Linked DNA regions of Homo sapiens: region 1 is linked to region 2. A link is an interaction called in ENCODE POLR2A ChIA-PET data of the cell type or tissue named here. Cell type or tissue: HepG2. All regions are shown on one strand. Links, peaks and the distances in the headings refer to the core of each region. The heading gives the core; the rest is flanking DNA.

Region 1 (5,493 bases), core at 213-5,212, 210 kb before region 2:
ACCAATTCTGAAATTATTTTAGATGTATTAGAGGATTAGGCAAATGAGTAAATGTACTAAGGTTGAGAGTCAGGATTCCCACATAATAATAAGGGACATAAAAATAAAAAATGAAGTACAAAGAACCCTGTAGACATGGAATAAAGACGTACATACTGATATAAGCTCATGATTTCTAAAATATGTATATGTATGTTTCAATGAACACATGCGAAGTCGGCCCTCTGTATCGTGGATTCTGCATCCATGGATCAAAAATACTCAAAAAATAAATTTAAAAAAACAATACAGCAATAAAATACAAATTAAAAAATACAGTTTAACAACAACCTACACAGTATTTACACTGTGTTAGATTCTTATAAGTAATCTAGAGATGACTTAAAGCATACAAGAAATTGAACATGGGTTATATGCAAATACAATTGCTACTTTATAGTTTAAAGAACTTAAGCATCAGCAGATTTTGGTGCACACAAAGGGTCTTAGACCCAATCACCCTCAGGTACGAAGGGATGACTGTATGAGTATGTATATGTACATGTATGTGTATAAGCATGCATATTATTTCCTAGCTCTATCCACTAAAAAGGCCAAGATGAGAAAACAGCCCAGAAGTAGTGAGGACACCTAGCACTCAGAGAGATCTTGGTCTCTAAAACTTTTATTCCCCACAAGGACACAGCGGCCCACTTACAGGAGTTTCACTAGCCAAACTTCTAGGACAATTTGAGCACTAAAATAATTAAGCAGGGTAAGTGAATTGTAAACCATTCAAAAAATAGGAATTCATGAATCCATCACCAATACATAGGGCTATTGATTATGGAATACAGCCAAGATCCGACGGGTAATGGGAAAGGAATGCTGGAAAGAAAAAAATGACCATTTTGCAATCATCACAATAAAAAGCTGGATCAGACAAGAGTCAATGGATGCTAAATCTAGAAGAAACCGTGAAAAGAATCAGAATATCTGCATTGTTTCCCCACAAGCTGCTTATTGCTTGGCAAAAGAGAGGGCAAAAAAACCAAATGGTGGAGAAATCTGGCAACACCTTGGCCAAGGGATCAAAATTTGCATCACAATAAGGGACAGACGGACGTCATATGACTCCATCTCAGAGTATCACATTGCGGATGCAGTATTCCTGCCAAGAATCCATAACATCTTAATCTAATCACAAGGAAATTTCAGACCAACATAAAATGAAGAACATCTCCACTGAACAGAGTAAAGGGGTTAGGGAAGGGTTGTGTTCTCAAAAATGCCAATGTCATAAGAGATAAAGACAGGCTGTGAAAATATCCCAGGAAAAAGGAGGCCAAAGAGAAATAATAACTGAATGCAGAACCTGACCCCAGACTGTAGTCTATACAGGAAGCATAGAAAATGCTACAAGAGACTTTCTTAGGTCAACTGACAAAACTGGAATATGGGCGATAGATTTCATCGATGTCCATTTATGAAGTTATTAACTGTACCATGGTTATATAAGAGAATGACCCTATCTGTAGGAATACAACAGAAGTATTAGGGGAAAGAAGCATAACATATGTAACTCACCCTCAAATGGTTAAAAAAAAAAATTGTGTGTGTGTTTACGTGGGTAGAAAAAGAGAAAAGAGAGTAGGACAGCACAAATACAAATAAGCAAGTGGGTAAGTCTGGATAACGGATATCCAGATGTTCTTTATACTATATTTTTGTAACTTTTGTAAATGTATACTTCCAAATAAAAGGTATTTAAAAAAGAAAAAATTGGCCGAGCACAGTGGTTCACACCTGTAACCCCAGCACTTTGGGAGGCCGAGGCAGGTAGATCACCTAAGGTCAGGAGTTCAAGACCAGCCTGGCCAACATGGTGAAACCCCGTCTCTACTAAAAATACAAAATTAGCCGGGCAGGGTGGCGCGTGCCTGTAATCCCAGCTACTCAGGAGGCTGAGGCAGGAGAATCACTTGACCCTGGAAGTGGAGGTTGCAGTGAAACAAGATCGCGCCATTGCACTCCAAGCTGGGTAACAAACTCTGTCTCAAAAAAAAAAAAAAAAAACCTGTGGAGATAGTTCTCTGCCATGTTCAGAAGAATGGGTATATATCACAATTAACTGAGGGATTTTACAGGGAAATTGCAAGACCTAAGGCTGGTAACTTGGATAGATTCTCAGATAAAGTACCATTTGAAATGTCAGAGAAGGGAGTTTGTACTTTTTCTTTCTGTAAGCCAAGGAAAGGTAGCACAAAACTTAGAGCACAACATAAGCTTGGCTAAAAGTATACATTTAGGAAAATCTAGCTAAATTTTAAGTGAGTGGACAAGGAAGCAGTAGAGACAAGGAAAAACACCCTCATGAAATTATGGGGTCTTGGCCTCGGAAGCTAAAATTAGGAACAGAAAGTGGAACAAATACAGGACACATGAAAATAGAAAGCCAGATAAAGCCTGCTTACCAAATGAATCAGAGTACGGTGGGATTCAAAGACAACTCAGATTTCAAACCTAGCTAACCAAGAGAATGATGGGATTACCAAAAGAAATTTAGCTAAGCAAAGCATGATTGTTTTCTCGGCAACTAGACAGCTTTTTCTATTCTCATTTTTCCTATTCTGATGTAATATTAAAAGTTAAGAAAAGGGGCCAGGCGTAGTGGCTCACGCCTATAATCCCAGCACTTTAGGCCAAGGCAGGCACGTCACTTGAGGCCAGGAGTTTCAGCCTGGCCAACATGGTGAAATCCCATCTCTACCAAAAATACAAAACTTAGCCGGATGTGGCCGTGCACGCCTGTAATCCCAGCTACTTGGGAGGCTGAGGCATGAGAATTGCTTGAATCCAGGAGGCAGAAGCTGCAGTAAGCCGAGATCACACCACTGCACTCCAGCCTGGGTGACAGAGGGAGTCTGTCTCAAAAAAAAAAAAAAAAAAAAAAAAAGTTAAGAAAGGGGTTAGATGAAATGTTATTTGCCAGCACAAGCAATCTGGGGAAATTTGTCTTCACAAGGTGAAACAGCAAATGTAAGTTAGGCTAATTCAGATGTTTGACTAAATGCCATTAAAATATTCACACATAAGGAGGGGGAATTTCTTCTCTTCCCCCAAAATTATGTTTGTATTTGTATGTATATACATATATACGAATACCATAACCCCTTGTACAACACATTTGAACTGCATTTGTTCTGTTATACGCAGATTTTTCTCTATTTCTGCCATGCCTAAGACAGTAGGACCAACATTTCCTCTTCTTTCTCCTCCTCAAGCCTACTCAACCTCACGAAAAGAATGAAGACCTTTATGATGATCCACTTAATGAATAATATGTATATTTTCTCTTCCTTATGACTTTTTTTTTTTTTTTTGAGATGAAGTCTCACTCTGTTGCCCAGGCTGGAGTGCTGTAGCATGATCTCAGCTCACTACAACCTCCACCTCCAAGGTTCAAGTGATTTTCCTGCCTCAGCTTTTCGAGTAGCTGGGATTACAGGCACACGCCACTATGCCCGGCTAATTTTTGTATTTTTAGTAGAGACGGAGCTTCACCACATTGGCCAGGCTGGTCTCAAACTCCTAACCTCAGGTGATCCACCCACCTTGGCCTCCCAAAGTGCTGGGATTACAGGCATGCGCCACCGCATCCGGCCATGTCTTTCCTTTTTAATTATTTATTTATTTACTTATTTTCTAGAGACAAGGTTTCATACTGTTGCCCATGCTGAAGTGTAGTGGTGCAGTCATAGCTCACTGCAGCTTCAAACTCCTGAGATCAAGCAATCTCCCACCTCAGCCTCCCAAGCAGCTAGGACTACAAGCGCACACCACCTTGCTAGCTAATTTTTTGTGTGTTTTGTAGAACTGGGGGTGTTACTGTGTTGTTTAGGCTGGTCTCCAACTCCTGGCCTCAAGTGATCCTCCCACCTCCAATCCCCAAAGTGCTAGGATCATAGTTGTGAGCATATGAGTGAGCCACCATGTCCAGCCTCCTTAAAATTTTCTCCTTTTTTCTATTTCTTTTTTTTCTTTTTGGAGACAGGGTTTCATTCTGTTGCCCAGGCTAGAGTGCAGTGGCACAATCACAGCTGAGGCGCAGCCTCAACCTCATGGGCACAGGCAATCCTCCCACCTCAGTGTCTCTAGTGCTAGGGACTAAGGCACAGGCCACTATGTCTGGCTAGTTTTTGCATTCTCTGTAGAGATGGGGTTTCGCTCTGTTGCCCAGACTGTTCTCAAACTCCTGGACTCAGGTGATCTAACCACCTCAGCCTCTCAAAGTGCTAGGATTATAAACATGAGTCACTGCACTTGGCCATAATTTTCTTAATAACATTTTATTTTCTCTAGCTTACTTTATTGTAAGAATACAGGATATAATATATGTAACATACAAAATATGTGTTAATCAGCTGTTTATATTAACAGTGAGGCTTCTAGGCAAGAGGAGGTTATTAGTAGTTAAGTTTGGGGGGAGTCGAAAGTTCTGCACATTTTTTACTGAACAAGGGGTCAGTGTCCCCAGTCCTCAGTTGTTCAAGGGCCAACTGTACATACACATACGTATTCACTCAAGTACTCTAAGCACATTCATTTAATAATCATTAAAGAGAAAAACATGAAGCATAAATAGTTTTAATTAAATCATAAATTAAAGAGGAGGGTAATATCTTCAGAAGGTTGAAGACAAAAAATTACAAAGGATCAAATCAAACTAAAGCTGAATTACCTGGCTAACCAGTCAAAGGATGTTCAAGCAGTTTATTTTTATTGGTCTCTGAGTCCACCATCCAGCAAGTATTTTGATCCTGAGGACAAAAAGAAGAGGAGGGATTGAATTTTATTGTCTTTTCTTCATTTAAGCATTATGATTAGTCACCCACAAATTAAGTCTTCCAGCCGGGCGTGGTGGCTCACGCCTGTAATCCCAGCACTTTGGGAGGCAAGGCGGGCAAATCACTTGAGGTCAGGAGTTCAAGGCTGGCCTGGCCAACATGGCAAAACCCCAACTCTACTAAAAATACAGAAATTAGCCGGGCGACATGGCATCCGCCTGTAATCCCAACTACTCAGGAGGTTGAAGCAGGAGAATCACTTGAACCTGGGAGGCAGAGGTTGCAGTGACCCGAGACTATGCCACTGCACTCCAGCCAGGGTGACAGAGCGAGATTCTCTCTCAAAAAAATTAAGTCTTCCCATTTTTCCCTTCCCTGGATATATGAAACAAACAAAAGCTATCAAGTACACCACCTCTTCCTAGGAATTTGAGTAGATGTCTTATTGTACCATATAATCACTACTTCTGTTTGAAAAGTCAAGCATAGGGCCAGGCGCAGTGGCTCATGCCTATAATCCCAGAACTTTGAAAGGCTGAGGTAGGAGGACCGCTTGAGGCCAGGAGTTCAAGATCAGCCTGAGCAACATAGCAAGACACCATCTCCACACACAAAAAAATAAAAATTAAAAAACAAAAGTCAGGGCCAGGCGCAGTGGCTCATGCCT
Region 2 (5,245 bases), core at 1-5,000:
GCTGGGTGGGAATCTCCTCTAGATAATGCAATCAAGGAAGGCCTCTCTGAGGAGGTGACATTGCAGCTGAAGTATCTCTCCAGGTGTTAGGGAAAGTTTATGGAGAAAAGTCCACTGATCAGGTCGAGATCCATGACTAGGCTGGCACTGACCATGGGGGAGATGCACCAAAGGTGAGAACCTGATGAGCCTATTAATGCCTGCAAGTCACTTCCCATTTATAAAGAGTAAAGGCCCTGATCAAAATGGTCTCAAAGTCCAAACTTCCCTCACCATCCCCATGGCCACCCTGTCCCTATAACTGAATAAAGAAAACATAAGTAAGAAATGGAAAGTAACTCCTCAGTCAAATCCCAATGTTCATTTCTGACCTTGGGTAAAGACAGAAGCAATTAAAAACAGATACTGGTGGATGCCCCTGCTTTACCTGTTGGACAACTCTCAAAGAGAGCTAACCAAGTGGCTCCATGTTCTCAGAGGGTTGTTTGGGTTAGAGTCAACACATCTCTTCAAAGGCCCTAGAAAATCCTTTTCTTCTGGGAATTCCTTTACCTCCTAATTGTTTCAGGGCAATTTGCCAGTAAAGGGGAGCTTATGTTAGGTGTTTAAGGAATGCTGAATGCAACTGTGTTGAGTCAGGTTCTATAAAGTCTCTTCTGCCTGGCTAGAAAAGAACGTGGCTGTTTTGACATTTCCATGATCATGCTGCTTTCCTTTTGAAGCTACATTTGTTATTTTGCTTCATTTGGGGAGAAAAGCCAGAAATCTGCCTTAAGCTTCATCCTCTCCTTCTCCCCACCACGTAGCCATGTAGTTGGGGCTACGGAGACAGCACAGAAAGACAGACCTGGGCTCAAGACCCAGAACATGGGGCAGGGCAGAGGGGTGCAGGGGAGAGACAGAGAGAGAGAGAGAGAGAGAGAGAGAGAGAGAGAGAGAGAGATTGAGAGAAGGGGCCTGACCACAAGTGTGTGCTCTATTATCAGGTCGTCGTGGAGACTCTGGTGGATTTGTATTCGCTCTGCAATTATTTCTTTCTTTTTTTGAGGCAGAGTTTCACTCTGTCACCCAGGTTAGGGTGCAGTGGTGTGATCTCGGCTCACTGCAACCTCCACCTCCCGGGTTCAAGCGATTCTTCTGCCTCAGCCTCCTGAGTAGCTGGGATTACAGGCACCCACCACCACACTTAACTAACTTTTGTGTTTTTAGTGGCGATGAGGTTTTGCCATGAAGGCCAGGCTGGTCTCGAACTCCTGACCTCAAGTGATCCGCCCCTCTCGGCCTCCCAAAGTGCTGGGATTACAGGCGTGAGGCATCACGCTCAGCTGCTCTGCAGTTATTTCCGGAGCAGCTGCTAAGGGCTGGAGCACTGTGCTGGGATCCAGGAGTCCATCGGTGAAGCCACAGTTAACCTGCTCTCATGTGGCTTATAGTTTCCTGCATATTCACATCTGACAGACTCCAGCAGAGCTTTAGCAGCAGAATCCTAAAGAGCAGGACTTTTCTTCTTGGCCCTTCCACCAATTAGCAGGCCCCCAGTTTTCTCCTCTGTGAAAAGGGTTCAACCATCCATGCCATGTATCTCACAAGGACTTGTGAGAGGCCCCTAGGTGACCGTAGAGTAAAGGATGGCTGTATGAAGTTGCTTTTTATGGAGAATGTATTCTGTGCTAAGAACTGGGTAGGTCATTTATTTTTCCTTTTTTTCTCAGATGCGGTTTTGCTCTGTCACCCAGGCTGGAGTGCAGTGCCATGATCATAGCTTACTGCAGCCTTGAACTCCTGGGCTCAAGTAATCCTCTTGCCTCTGCCTCCTGAGTAGGTGGGACTACAGGTGTGCACCACCAAGCCCAGTTAATTTTTAAAATTTTTTGTAGAGAAGAGATCGTGCTGTGTTGCTCAGGCTGGTCTCAAACTCCTAGCCTCAAGGATCCTCCCAAGTCAGCCTCCCAAAGCACTGGGATTACAGGCTTCAGCCACTGTGCCTGCATTTTTTTTTTTTTTTTTGGTGGTGGCGGGGAGGTCCTTACCCCACCCTATTCGGCTGGCGTTGGTTTCTCCCTTACCCAGAGGTCACAGGGGGCCAGTTTATCTTCCAAGGAGGCTCAAGACTCTGAGCAGCAGAAAGGTAACTGTGAAAGGACATTGCTGGGGAGAGTTTGATGGGACCAGAGAGGTAGAGGTGCCAGACTGATACAGGATGTACTTATACTAAAAAAAAGATTCCTTGTTTATCTGAAATTCAAACTGAACTGGGCATCCTGTATTTGTATTTGCTAGACCTGGCCACCCTACAGAGGTTCTGACATCAGGCTGGTGGAGGCCTGGGCTGTAGCTGGGACCAGAGGCATTGGAGTGAGTCACTGTTCCCGAGGCTGGTGAGCCGAAGGGTTGCGGGCAGGCAATTCAGGTAAGACAGCAGTGAGCAGGGGCACGGGTGGGATGGATTCCTAGAATCTGGGCGATTTCTGCAGCTGGAAGCCTCCCGCCCCCAGGGTAATCCACCACTTCTGCCTTCAGCTTCGGGCCTTTGGCCTTCAGCTCCCCATGGAATTCGTCCCTCTCCTCTCTCTTTGTTTGAGCTGCTTGCTGTGAATACCAAGTAGTCAGCTCTTAGGCTAACCCAGCCCCTGCACTGCAGCTCTCTGGGCCACGCTCCCAGTTTTGCTTTACATTGGAATCACTGCGGCTTCCTTTTGTAACCCAGTTACCCTCAGTGGGCTTCAGTTTTCCTGCATCCTCATTAAAAGCCGATTTTTCTTTTTTTTTTTTTTTTGAGACAGAGTCTCGCTCTGTCACCCAGGCTGGAGTGCAGTGGCGCAATCTTGGCTCACTGCAAGCTCCGCCTCCCGGGTTCATGCCATTCTCCTGCCTCAGCCTCCCGAGTAGCTGGGACTATAGGTGCCCGCCACCACGCCCGGCTAATTTTTTTTGTATTTTTAATAGAGACGAGGTTTCACCGTGTTAGCCAAGACGGTCTCGATCTCCTGACCTCGTGATCCGCCTGCCTCGGCCTCCCACAGTGCTGGGATTACAGGTGTGAGCCACCACGCCTGGCCAAAAGCCGATTTTTCTAATTATTTAACTTGAAAAGTGGGGATTTGGGCTCCTCTGCAGCTGATTCATTCAGCTACTCTCTTGTCCAATATTCACCAAATTATTTTTGAGCACCTACTATGTGCCAGAGTGATACAGAATTGAACAAAACAGACAGTAGGTAAGAACTCGATCATAGGAATTTATACCTGCCCGGCACGGTGGCTCACATCTGTAATCCCAGTACTTTGAGAGTTCAAGGCAGGCGGATTGCTTGAGCCCAGGACTTCAAGACCAGCCTGGGCAAGTGGCGAAACCCCGTCTCTACAAAAAATACAAAAATTAGTTGGGTATGGTGTTTCGTGCCAGTAGTCCCAGCTACTCAGGAGGCTGAGGTGGGAGAATCGCTTGAACCTGGGATGGAGGTTGCAGTGAGCCAAGATCGGGCCACTGAACTCCAGCTTGGGTGACAGAGCAAGACTCTGTCTCAAAAAAAATAAAATAAAATTTGTACCTGGTGATTAAACATGTATAAAGTATTAAATTATGATTGTCATGGGCACTATGAGGACACCATATAACTGGAGGATCTGATTTTTTTTTTTTGAGACAGAGTTTTGCTCTTGTCGCCCAGGCTGGAGTGCAGTGGCATGATCTCGCTCACTGCAACCTCCGCCTCCCAGGTTTAAGCAATTCTCCTGTCTCAGCCTCCAGAGTAGCTGGGATTACAAGCGCCCGCCACCACACCCGGCTAATTTTTGTATTTTTTAGTAGAGACGGGGTTTCACCATGTTGGCCAGGCTGGTCCTGAACTCCTGACCTCAGGTGATCACACACCTCGGCCTCCTAAAGTGCTGGGATTACTGGCGTGAGCCACCATGCCCAGCCTAGGATCTGATTTTTTTTGGGAAATGAGTCTGGGAAGGCTGTCCTGAAGAAATGAATTTTGTGTTGGGTTTTGAAGGATGAGTAGGAGTTACCTGACAGCAATAACAATAGCAATAGCTAACTGGGTGCCAGATGCTGTGCTAAGTGAGCACTTTTTACTACATGAATTAATTTAATCCTGACAACACTCTAGGAGGTGCTATTATCCCCACTTTAGAGGCCCAGAGAGGTTAAGTTACTTACATGCGGTGGCACAGTGAGTGAAAGGCAGAGCCAAGATTTGAATCCAGGCAAACTCACTCAGTCTTTGAAGCTGGCTGGAGCTCAGACCCTGAGCAAAAGCTGGAGAAGGGAATCCTACAGGCCCCCTAGGGCTCGTTGAAGAATTTCAGACTGTGGCCTGAGAACAATGGGAAACCTGTGAAGGGTTTTAGAGGTGGGGGTTGGGGGATGGGGATGTGATCTGGCCCAAATTGAAATTTCAAAAGATCCTTCCAGCAGCTGAGGGTGGAGGATGGGAGCAGAGTCGGGGTGAGGAGGCTGTTCCCTTCCAGCCCAGATAGCAGATAATGGTGGCTCTGGAGCCAAGCACCTGTGCAGAATGGAGCTACGCCGCCGCAGTCGGCAGTGGAAGGCGCTCAGAAGGTGAAGCCACAGGGCTTGGGATGGGAGATGGGGAAGCGGTGGTCAAGGGTGATGTCCAGATCTGGGACTTGAGGGACCAGGTGGATGGAAAACACAGGGAGGTTTGGGGGGCCTCAGAACACGAGATGAATTGTGATTGAATTGCCCTCTCTGGAATTTCTGTTTGTGTTTGGTCTATTTTTTGCTGCTGTTGTTGGTAAATTGGTTCCTGATCACCTGTAAGTGTTGGTTTCTCCATAGTTTTAGCTTCTTGAAATTTTAGAGGCCAAGTAGGCTGAGGTTTCATTTTTCTTATGAATGTTTTCCTTTTTTCAGATGTGTAAATTACTTGATCTCTCTGCACCTCAGGTTTCTCACCTGTAAAATGGGGGTTATCCTTGTACCTGCCTCATAGGGTTGTTGGAGGGGTTAAATTAATTAATACGTAAAGTGTGTTTGGAACAGTGCCTGGCACATGGCACCTCAATAAGTGCAAGCCACTCTTCCAAGGTAAAGATGAGGAGGAGGAGATGTCGTCATGACAACGAGGAGGGCGATGGAGGCAGTGGTGGCAGCAGGAGGAGGCTAAAGCCCATAGAAGTCACTCCAGGAACTTAGCAAGGCCACATTAAGCCTATTGTGCCCAGTATTGAGCAAATTGTTTTAAAGCATTTGTACTGAGCCCCAGGAATTGACG

Evidence for each region. Peaks named below come from ENCODE experiments on the same cell type or tissue, not always from the same donor. Only the 100,000 strongest peaks of a DNase experiment are listed, where the experiment ranks them.
Region 1: POLR2A ChIA-PET joins it to region 2 with 9 read pairs; 3 of 35 experiments call an interaction of 5 or more read pairs at or near these places.

Annotation. Positions count from the first base shown.
Region 1 is chr20:47,582,489-47,587,981 of GRCh38, reverse strand. NCOA3 (nuclear receptor coactivator 3) reads right to left here. Exons shown (of 23, transcript NM_181659.3): 2 at 4,721-4,799. Among named protein-coding and RNA genes, the nearest start is that of NCOA3, 83 kb to the right of the region's middle. In HepG2, for the core only: no CTCF peak of the experiment used is centred there; no DNase peak of the experiment used is centred there.
Region 2 is chr20:47,368,366-47,373,610 of GRCh38, reverse strand. No RefSeq gene overlaps it. Among named protein-coding and RNA genes, the nearest start is that of ZMYND8, 14 kb to the right of the region's middle. RefSeq lists an enhancer at 265-883. In HepG2, for the core only: no CTCF peak of the experiment used is centred there; DNase peaks (open chromatin) are centred at 570 and 2,570; H3K4me3 peaks cover 370 bases.